Linked DNA regions of Homo sapiens: region 2 is linked to region 1. Evidence: read pairs that join two places in POLR2A ChIA-PET (ENCODE). Cell type or tissue: GM12878. All regions are shown on one strand. Links, peaks and the distances in the headings refer to the core of each region. The heading gives the core; the rest is flanking DNA.

The links. ChIA-PET counts read pairs that join two places held together with the same protein. Peaks named below come from ENCODE experiments on the same cell type or tissue, not always from the same donor. Only the 100,000 strongest peaks of a DNase experiment are listed, where the experiment ranks them.
Region 2: POLR2A ChIA-PET joins it to region 1 with 6 read pairs; 3 of 35 experiments call an interaction of 5 or more read pairs at or near these places.

The regions. Positions count from the first base shown.
Region 1 is chr15:74,851,832-74,857,197 of GRCh38, forward strand. SCAMP2 (secretory carrier membrane protein 2) reads right to left here. Exons shown (of 9, transcript NM_005697.5): 2 at 2,750-2,818; 3 at 2,190-2,288; 4 at 238-355. Among named protein-coding and RNA genes, the nearest start is that of ULK3, 11 kb to the left of the region's middle. RefSeq lists an enhancer at 4,556-4,625. In GM12878, for the core only: no CTCF peak of the experiment used is centred there; no DNase peak of the experiment used is centred there; H3K4me3 peaks cover 545 bases; H3K27ac peaks cover 1,100 bases.
Region 2 is chr15:75,216,302-75,221,667 of GRCh38, forward strand. No RefSeq gene overlaps it. Among named protein-coding and RNA genes, the nearest start is that of C15orf39, 17 kb to the left of the region's middle. RefSeq lists enhancers at 2,343-2,392, 3,203-3,392, 3,473-3,532. In GM12878, for the core only: no CTCF peak of the experiment used is centred there; no DNase peak of the experiment used is centred there; H3K27ac peaks cover 1,478 bases.

The sequences.
Region 1 (5,366 bases), core at 284-5,283:
TCAAGGAATTTGAGAGCTAGGAAGGAGTGCAGAAGTAATCTACAGCCATTACAACTACACTGCAGGTCTCCTGACTTGCAACTTACTGCTCTTCCCAGGACCAGCATCCTGTGATGAGAAGAGCCCCACAAAACTCTAAGGCAGCTCAGGGTGAATGCTGGGAGGCCCTCCGCACAGGTTTCAGGACACTCTTCTATGCCAGGCAGGGCAGCCCCAGGCCCCAGCAGCCTCCCTTACCATGCAAGTTGGCTACAGTGTTCTGCAGCTCCCGCTCCTTGCGTTCCAGCTCGGCAGCTTTCCTGTCCAGTTCTTCCTGCTGCCGGAGCAGGCCTGCCTGGGCTGCAGACACCACGGCCTGGAGAGAACAGGGGAGGTACAGGGACAGCCAGACACAACAAACAGAAACAGTGTCAGCCTGGGTAGGCAGGCAGAGAGGCCTTGCCCCAGGCAGGGACAGCCATCAAGGAGTCCCAGAAGCAGTCCCCGCCCCACAGAGTGTCTTAGGTACCAGAGACCACCTTAGAGAGGCCAACCTGTCTTCCACTGCCCCCACACCTTCCTGACCCCTTGGCCATGACTAAGCTGTCCTCTCCCCTCATCCCTAAGCTTGAGTTGGGAAAACTACCCCCATTGGCTTCTCCACCTCTTCCCCATACTGGGTCAAGGCAGCGCTCAGTGATTGTGACCTTTGGGAAAAAGACCTCACAAGAAACTAAACTATAATAAGAAACCCACAGACCCAAGCCTCATTTGAAGAGCCTGGTGGATGTGTGAGAAGGAAAACAGTGCAAGCCTGCTAACAGTGAGTGGAAAGGGGAGACACGTGAAGGCAGATGGCGTGTGCCTGAGCCTCAGGATCTGTACAAGCACCCTGCCCCATGGCCTGCCCCCAGGAGCTGCCTCCTGAGGTCCCCCTAAACTGCAATTGGCTACACCCCAGGACAGCCCCTTAGGTGTGGCCCTGCCCTGCCTGGCTTTAGTGGCATGCAGAGTCCACACTTATCTCCTCTCCAGGCGGGGTAGAGCCTCTGAGTAACAGTAAGGGACTGACTGTATGTGAGGCTGAACAGACCTGGCCCCGGGGCCCTGCACCTGCTGGCAGCTGCTGCCATTTGGGCCAGGTTCCTCCTGAAGGATGAGACTACAGTCCTTTTTAGGGAGAGATCTCAAACTGGTCATTTCACAGGATGACAAACCAGGCACATGTGTACACACACACATGTATACACACACCAACCTCTCCAAAAGCTCTTCAAAGACCTAAGGCTGACGTGGAGAGCCAAGTTTCAGGCACTGGGGGCGGAAGCAGGAGCAGAACTGACCCCGCTGTGCCACGCTGGGGGTCTTGACCTCCTCCAAGTCTGTGACGCCAGCTGAGAAGGACCCAGCTCCCTACAGCCCACCACCCAGCTGCACAGAAAGGCAACTCCGCATGTAAGGCCTGCCTCACCTCCACAGGGCTCTGGGGCCTGGGAGGGGTGTGGGGCAGGCTCCGGGTGCCCTGCCCTTCCTCCTGCTCATCTACATTAGGCCTACCTTCGGAAGCTTTCGCATGTAGCTGTCTCTGAGAATACTTTCTCCTCCTAGGAGCATCTGCCTCTCTGAGAGCTCGCTCACTGCCAGGAATTGGGCAGGCGGGAACTTGCTGGCCTGTCTAAGCAGGAGCTGCAACACACAACTCCACCATGGGTCACGCTCATAGGGGCAGCGAGGGGTGCAGCGGGAGGGCAGTGAGGCGGCGCAGTGGAGCACCAGGCACAAAGCAGGCAAGATTCACAGTATTTGGTGAAGGGACAAAGGAAGACAGGAAGGAAGGTGAGAATTAATGAAGTTAAAAAAAAGAGAGAGATTCTGGGCCCCAAGGAAGAGAGAACAAGCCAAAGGCCCGAGGAGGACCTGGAGGGGTACAACAGGGACAAATGCCCTCTCTGGAGGCACCGAGGAGCCCGGCCTGGTGAGTAGAGCTTATTTCTCAGTGGTGGTGGTGGGTGGGATGGAGGGAGTAAGGATATTAATTGGCAGAGCAGCCCCTCTACTTGTAGGTGACCAGCTCCGAACAAATTAGCAAGAGGGCCCTTAGGGGGCCAAGGCTGAAAGCTCTCTGCTTGCCCCCAGCCTCAGGGCTCAGCTACTGGTCTGGATGATTCCCTCACTGGAGAGAAAAGGCCAGAGTTCTTTGTCAGCACTACCTGGGGGGTCGGCTGGGTTGGTTCCACTGATGGCTGGAGAACCGCTGGCTGTGAGGACCCAGGGAGTTGGGTGACAGGAACTGTTGTCGCTGCATTTGTCTACATGGAACAAATCAAAAGACAGAATTGAGTGGGACTCCATTAGCTGGTGACGAGGGGGCAAACCCACAGCAGGATGAGTGATGTGCCCCTGCCTGTGAGGGGACTCCCTCGGGGCCTGCACTGGGCCTTCCCCTGTGGCTTCCCAGCCAACAAGCCTCAGGTTCAGGCCATCTGATCCCTAACCCGGCACCCCTGGGCTCGCTGGGTCCAGCACACTTGGGCACTGCCCTGACCTCCTTGGGGAGGGGCCCCGGTCACAGATCCCAAGGGGAGAATTTTACAGAGCGTTTGGTGGCTTTGCCATCCTTACCCTGCCTCCCGGGTTCATGTTAGGACTGTCCCTTTGAGGACTGCCGCTTCTCAGAGCTGCTTCTGTCCTTGCCAAGGATCCCTGCCCCGGACACCCCAGCACCACCCTAGAGGGCCATGGGACTTGGAAAGAGGGCCTGCTCACCAACCTCTGAGAAGGGGTTGAATTCCGCCAGGCCGCCCTGCGGGGCGTTGGTCAGCTGGGTCACAGAGGGATCCTGAGAAGGTGAAAAAAAGCCCTTAGACACAGTGGAGAAAATCCGGGCCAGGGGCCGGCAGGCGAGCCGGTGACGCCTGACTGAAGCAGGGCAGCTGATCACCCTCCCGGGACCCTGAGAAGCCTCTCTGGAAGGGTCCTGTGCCTGCCTCTGCCACACCACAGCTGCGGTCCCTTCTCCCTTCCCCCTTCCTGGAAAAGGTTCAGCCCAGAAGAGACCCAGAGCAAGCTTTACCCAGAAGCTTGAGAGTACACACCACACAGGCTCCTGTTGGTGCCCTATACAGATTCAAAATGGTTCATAGTATTTACCTCTAGGGAGTGGGTTTTTTTTTTTTTTTGAGGGGTGGGGTGCTGAGGGGCAAGTGAATGGGGTGGTGAGGGTAGAGACTTACTATTGACTTTATAACCTTTCTGTACTGTTTTACTTATTATTCATTTATTCCTCTTTTTTTATATTTTTTTATTTTTTCGAGACAGAGTCTTGCTCTGTCACCCAGGCTGGAGTGCAGTGGCGCAATCTTGGCTCACTGCAACCTTCGCCTCCTGGGTTGAAGCGATTCTCCTGCCTCAGCCTCCTGAGTAGCTGGGACTACAGGCGGCCGCCACCATACCCGGCTAATTTTTGTATTTTTAGTAGAGACAGGGTTTCACCATGTTGGCCAGGATGGTCTCAATCTCTTGACCTCGTGATCTGCCTGTCTCGGCCTCCCGAAGTGCTGGGATTACAGGCGTGAGCCACCATGCCTGGCCATTCCTCTTATTTTGTAAAAGACAGTCTAAGGTAGCCGGGTGCAGTAGCTCATGCCTGTAATCCCAGCACTTTGGGAGGCTGAGGCGGGTGGATCACCTGAGGTCGGGAGCTCAAGACCAGCCTGACCAACATGGAGAAACCCCGTCTCTACTAAAAATATAAAATTAGCCAGGTGTGGTGGCGCATGCCTGTAATCCCAGCTACTCCGGAGACTGAGGCAGGAGAATCACTTGAACCCGGGAGGCAGAGGTTGCAGTGAGCCCAGATTGTGCCATTGCTCTCCAGCCTGGGCAACAAGAGCAAAACTCCATCTCAAAAAAAAAAAAAAAAAAAAAAGTAGTCTAAGTTTCTAGAACAAAAACATGCTGCTGGCTGCCAGTACTGATTTTATTAAATCGGGCACACTTGCTAAGAGCAGAGATATGATGAGCTGAGGTGAAAATTCAAGAAAATGTTTCTGGGTTTCGGGGGTTTTTTAAAGTCTTTTCATAAAATCCAAGAATGTCCTCAGAACACAACCTTGTCTCCCTTTCCCATCTGATCTCTGCATGGGGCTCTGCCATCCTCTTTACTGTGCCCCTGCTGGCCTGGAACAGTTGTCTTCACCCTGCCCTGCCCCAAGAAGAGCTCCTCCACACCCTCCCCTTCCTAGTAACAGATGCAGGGCTCAGGTCCAGCTTCACAGCCATGCCTGGGCTCCATGAGGAACAGCCCTGAGGGTGGCCAAATTCAGGGCTGTTCCTGCCTGTGGAGACACCGCTTGGGTTCCACACCTCACCCCACACCCCTAATTATTAAACCAGATGCTCCCAAACTTCAGGCCCAGCCTCACCTCCACTGGAAGCCTCTGCAGAGCCAGTTCTTTTTTTTTTTTTTTTTTTTTTTTTTTTAAGACAGAGTCACGCTCTGTCACCCAGGCTGAAGTGCAGTGGCATGATCTCCACTCACTGCAGCCTCCGCCTTCTGGGCTCAAGCTATTCTCGTGCCTCAGCCTCCTGAGTAGCTGGGATTACAGGCGCCTGCCACCACACCTAGCTAATTTTTATATTTTTAGTAGAGATGGGGTTTCACCATGTTGGGCAAGCTGGTCTTGAACTCCTGGCCTCAGGTGATCCGCTCACCTCAGCCTCCCAAAGTACTGGGATTACAGATGTGAGCCACTGCACCTGGCCTCCAGTTCTTTTTTTTTTTTTTCCTTTTTCTTTTTTAGAGACAGGGTCTCACTCTGTTGCCCAGGCTGGAGTACAGTGGTGCAATCATAGCTCATGGTAGCCTCAAACTCCTGGGCTCAAGCATTCCTCCCACCTCAGCCTCCGGAGTAACCAGGACTACACACATGAGCCACCAGGCCTGGCTGATTTTTAAAGTTTTTTTGTAGAGATGGGGTCTTGCTTTGTTGCCCAGGCTGGTTTTGAAGTCCTAAGCTCAAGTGGTCCTCCCACCCTGGGCTCCCAAAGCACTAGGATTACAAATGTGAGCCACCTTGCCCTGTCCAGATCCAATTGTTAAATACAATGCTAATATTAGACATAGCCACAGAGTGACCCCCTCAGTTTACAGATGTAGAAACTGATATTCACCATGATCCTAGGACCCAAAATGGGAGCTCTCTCCTTACTCTGAATATTTATAGAGCTGAGGGTCAGCATTGAATATGTTCTCTGGTTTTATCACAGATACTTCCTCTTATCTCTTATCTTCCCACCTGAGCCACCAGTTCATAGAGGGTATGAATGTCTGACTGCCTCCAGGCATACAGCCAGAACTCACTGTGTCTGGACGGGCCTCATACTAC
Region 2 (5,366 bases), core at 226-5,225, 360 kb after region 1:
TTGGGCTGAGCTCAGCAGCAGGCGTGTCACCAAGGCCCCCTGGGCAGAAGGGGCTCAGCCCTGAGGGCCCATCACTCGCCACGCCTGCATGTTCCTGCTAGGCATCCACCCTGAGGACCCAGCTTCCCCCTGCCCCCAGCTGCTGGCAGCCCCGTCTTGACTCATCCAGGGTTCTGGAGGCCACGCCAGGAAGTAGCCTGCAGCTGGAAGAAGCACCTGGTGTTTCTGCGTCGCCCAGGCTGGAGTGCAGTGGCGCGATCTCAGCTCACTGCAAGCTCCGCCTCCCAGGTTCACGCAGTTCTCCCGCCTCAGCCTCCTGAGTAGCTGGGACTACAGGCTCCCACCACCACACCTGGCTAATTTTGTTTTTGTATTTTTAGTAGAGATGGTGCTTCACCGTGTTAACCAGGATGGTCTCGATCTCCTGACCTCGTGATCTGCCTGCCTCGGCCTCCCAAAGTGCTGGGATTACAGGCGTGAGCCGCCGTGCCCGGCCTCTGCATCTTTTTTTATGGAGCTGACTTGGGTGGGAGGGGCTACAGACTCAAGGGAGACTGCAGGCCACCCCTTCCCCACTCCCTGGCTGGGTGGGTTTCCAGCTCAGGAGTCTGATTGGAAGGATGGGACCGTCCTGTCACAGAGGCAGGTCTGAGTAGTCCAGGCCCAGTTTTACCCTCCAGCAGGGCCCCTTTCATTCATTTGTCCAGCTGGCTTTGCCCAAAGCACAAGTGATGTCTATGTGGACTGTGTCCCCTGTCCCCAAGGGGAGTCTGGCTCCAGTCCTGGCCTGGAACTCGGAGACCTTAGAATTAGAGGCCACATCTGGCAGGGTGGACCAGCCAGGGCAGGTACCATGTTGGCAGCCCCAGACCTGACACCACGGCTCCCGTGTGCCCTCTCCACTTCCGTCCTGCACATCACCTATACTACGTGCTGTCCCTGATGAATCCAAGCTGTCAGCTTCCATCAGCTTGGCTGGGAAGTCAAGCTGACCAAAGGGGAATGGTGCAGCCTGAGTTGGGGGCTGAGTAGGAATGGGCCTGGTGTGGGGTGGGGGAGGTGGGGGTGAGGCGGGTGTCTGGCACCTCTCTGCTTATCTTCCCTTCTCCCTTGCCCATAAAGGAGGCATCTTCTCCATGTCCCTCTGCCACCCTGGGGACATAAAATACTGCCCCAGGTCTGTCTTCCCTTGGACATAGCCCACCTACCTTCCTGTGGGACTCAGGGCTTTGTTTTGTCCTGTGGCCCACATGAGAAGCAGTTATCCCTGCTCTGCTCAGCTGAGAGAGGACAAACTGAGGCAGAGCAGGGGAACAACTCTGTCATAGTCTGGCTGTTAATGGCAGAGTCAAGACCACTGAGTGTCTAGTGGACCACCAGGTCCACTGGACACCAAACGTGGAGGCTGTATTAGCCCGTTTTGTGTTGCTCTAGAGGAATACCTGAGACTGGGTTATTTATTTATTTATTTATTTATTTATTTATTTATTTATTTTTGAGATGAAGTCTAGCTCTGTCACCCAGGCTGGAGTGCAGTGGTACGATCTCAGGCTGCTGCAACCTCTGCCTCCTGGGTTCAGGCTATTCTCCTGCCTCAGCCTGCTGAGTAGCTGGGATTACAGGCATGGACCACCATGCCTGGCTAATTTTTTGTATTTTTAGTAGAGGCAGGGTTTTGAGATAGAGTTTCGCTCTTGTAGCCCAGGCTACAGTGCAGTGGTGCAATATCGGCTCACTGCAACCTCCGCCTCCAGGGTTCAAGCAATTCTCATGCCTCAGCCACCCAAGTAGCTGGGATTATAGGCGTGCACCACCATGCCTGGCTAATTTTGTATTTTTAGTAGAGACAGGGTTTTACCAGGTTGGCCAGCCTAGTCTTGAACTCCTGATCTCAAGTAATTTACTCGCCTTGGCCTCTCAAAGTGCTGGGATTACAGGCGTGAGCACCGCTCCTGGCCCTGAGACTGGGTAATTTATAAAAGAAGTTTATTTGCCTCATAGTTCTGCAGGCTGTACAAGCATCTGCTAGGCTTCTGGTGAAGCGTCAGGAAGCTTTTACTCCTGGCGGGAGGCAAAGAGGGAGCAGACGTGTCGCATGGTGAGAGAGGGAGCAAGAGAGAGGAGGCATCAGGCTCTCCTGTGAACTAATAGAAAACTCACTCATTGAATCACTTGAACCCAGGAGGTGGAGGTTGCAGTGAGCCAAGATCGCGCTACTGCACTCCAGCCTGGGCTGTGAGTGAGACTCTGTCTCAAAAAAAAAGGAAGGAAAGAAAGAGAAAAAAAAATTAGAAATTAGAAAACTCACTCATTACCATGGGGAGGGCACTAAGCCATTCATGAGGGATCCCCCACCATGACCCAAACACCTCACACTATAGGCCCCACCTCCAGCACTGGGGATCACATTTCAACACGAGATGTGGATGGGACAAGTATCCACACTATGTCAGAGGCCTCCCTGTCATCAGAGTCTTCTGTCCTCGGTTCAGGTGCATGCTGGCTTCCATGCCTGGCTTCCTAGGAAGTCATCTTGGCCCCATGGGGTTGGGCCGGGCCACTAGGCTGAGGGTTGGAGCCCTATCTCTCCTAGTCCCAGCCTGGGTCTCCATCACTGACTAGCCCGCTCTGCTTGCTGCATTCTCTCCACACCTGTTCCCTGTAGCCCAGGGGTCAGTCTGGGTGCAGGCCTGGGTAGAGGTCCAGGAGCAGATTCTGCCCCCCAGCTCATACCTCCTGTGCACCATGGCAGCCAAAATGCACCAGCATGACCAGGAGTGCTGGCTTGTCCCTGTAATCCCAGTGTTTTTGGGAGGCTGAGGTGGAAAGATCACTTGAGACCAGCCTAGGCAACATAGCCAGACCCTGTCTCTACAAAAAATAAAATTAGGCATGGTGGCGTGTGCCTGTAGTCCCAGTATAGCAGGACAAGCCGCAGACAAAACTTCGTAGACACCGAGTTGTAGAAGAAGGGCTTTATTCAGCTGGGAGCATCGGCAAGCTACTGCCTTAAAATCCGAGCTGAGTGCACAATTTTTGTCCCTTTTAAGGCCTCACAACACTAAAGATTTCACATGAAAGGGTCGTGATTGATTTGAGCAAGCAAGGGGTACGTGACAGGGGCTGTATGCACCGGTGGTCAGAGTGAAACAGAACAGAGCAGGGAGTTTCACAATGTTCTTCCATACAATGCCTGAAATCTATGGGTAACATCGGGTTCTAAGTCATGAGTTGATTTTTAACTACTAGGTTTAGGCCAGGCAGGCCCAGGCCTGGCTTTGGGCCTGGCGCTGGGCTGCCTGTCTTTGATTTCACTTCCTTGTTTTTTTCTTAAAACAGGTACTGAGTATAAAACAATATGAGAGAGCCTCTCTCTTCCCTCACCAGCTACTCAGGAGGCTGAGGTGGGAAGATTGCATGAACCCAGGAGGTCAGGGCTGCAGTGAGCTATGATTGTGCCACCACATTCCAGCCTGGGCAACAGAGCAAGACCCTGTCTCTAAAACAAGAAACAAAGTGCACCAGTGTGTGGATTCCAGCTTCTCCTGGTGTGTGGACATGACCTCACTCGGCCCCATCAGTGAGTGGGAGGCTGCCTGCTGTCTTCCAGAACGTTCTCATCACTACACCTGTGTTCCTCCTGCATTCTCTGGCAGGCTTTGTGAGGGGACCTGTCACCTACCTCTCTGGCTGCCCTAAGGCCCAGCTCAAACCTTCCCTGCCCCTGAGAACCTTTTCCTGAAGAGTCTTTTCCCCACTGGCAGGCCTTCTTATTTCAGAGCTTTTGGTAGGGTGAGTAAAAGGATCGACTCTCTGCTACCAGCCTGGGAGGAATTGTCCCTAGGGTTGGGTCTCTGGATGGCATATGAGGGTCTAGACCAGGACCCAGATGACTGTAACCTGAAGGGCAGGACCTCAGCTGCCCCAGCTTGACACAGCCCCTTGTCCAGCCTGACCTTCTGGGACAGGCCCGACCCCTGCATCCTTTGGTCTTGGTCCCTACTGGGAACTCTGGTTACCCTGGCTTACCTACTTTGACTCCAAAGGCAATGCTGACATCCCCCGTGAGACACAGTGACAGACTGAGACTAACGTAGGGTTACCTGGCTCAGAGTCACCATGGCCAGGCAGAGGTCAGGTCCTGGCCTGGTTCAAGATCTTCCCCAATGCCCTTCTAGCTCTGGTGCCCTGCAGGGTCTACCTTGGAGCACCTGGAGCCCGAGAAGCTGCCCCTCACCTTTGAGATCCCAGGGACCCCCTCCCTGATCATGATGAAGGCGGAACCAAACCCGCTGAGGTGCCTGAAGGAGGAAGGGTCAGCCTCTGCCTCCCACGGCCTCTCTGATGGGGAGGATGTTATCGCAGCAGCGTGAGCTGGGAGCGGAATCGGGAGGATAGGGGTTTTCTCTATGGGTAGCTCTGGGCTCCAGGGTGGAGCCCTTTTAACCTGGCCCCTCCCCTGTGACTCTCCTTGGCCCCAAGCAAAGAAAGCAGCTTGCCCGAGGTCACCTGACAGGTAGGAACAGAGTGGGACCTGGGTTCTTTCTCACCCAGCTGCAGCTCCCCCGGCTTGCCCCACAGCCCCTTCCACCAGGTGACACAGAACCTGGCAGGCTGTGCCCCATAGAAGAGTTCACTTTCCTTCTGGTGAGGGATGGGAACCACCTTGGGGCGGGAGGGATGAGGGGTCTGGGGGCTCTCCCAGCCCTGCCTCACATTTGAAGGATGGCATCTGGGTGGCAGCATGGTTTAGGCTACACAGGGCGGCCCCGAGGTTTATAGCCTGGCCTCGGGCGGATGCTGCCATGCCACCTTCTCTTTTGCACATCCTGACCTGGCACCCTACCTAGTTAAAGGTCCTCAGGTCTCCTGGGCATTGCCCCCACTCCCTGCCCAGACACAGCTGTCCTTGTCCTGGACTAATCTTCAGAGATTCTTGTCCAGCCCACAGCTTTGCTGGACATCGCAGGCTGGGCCAGGTCCCCTGCCCAGCACTAACATCTCTTTGTGAGTCTCAACCAGACTGAGCTGTAGCGTCAGGGTCAGGGTAGGCTCTGACTTAATTGATGGTGTCAATAAACCCCCAGGACAGGGGGGTTTATTGATGGTGTCACATCTGCTTACATTCTTGGCCTCTATGGTCTCTTTGGGGCATGATACCCCTCTGTCCCATGCTTAGGTGCCCACATGTGGCCACAAGTGCCTTTCCTACCACTATCCCTACTTGAGGCCGGTGTCCAGGAACCTGTGGCTCCAGGCAGAAGGCTGAGCGCAGAGCCAGGCCTGGGCAGACATTCCGCAGGGGCTGCAGGAGCTGACAGCCCTGACCACCCAGCCCGTGGCCATCCATTCCCCTTCACCGTGGC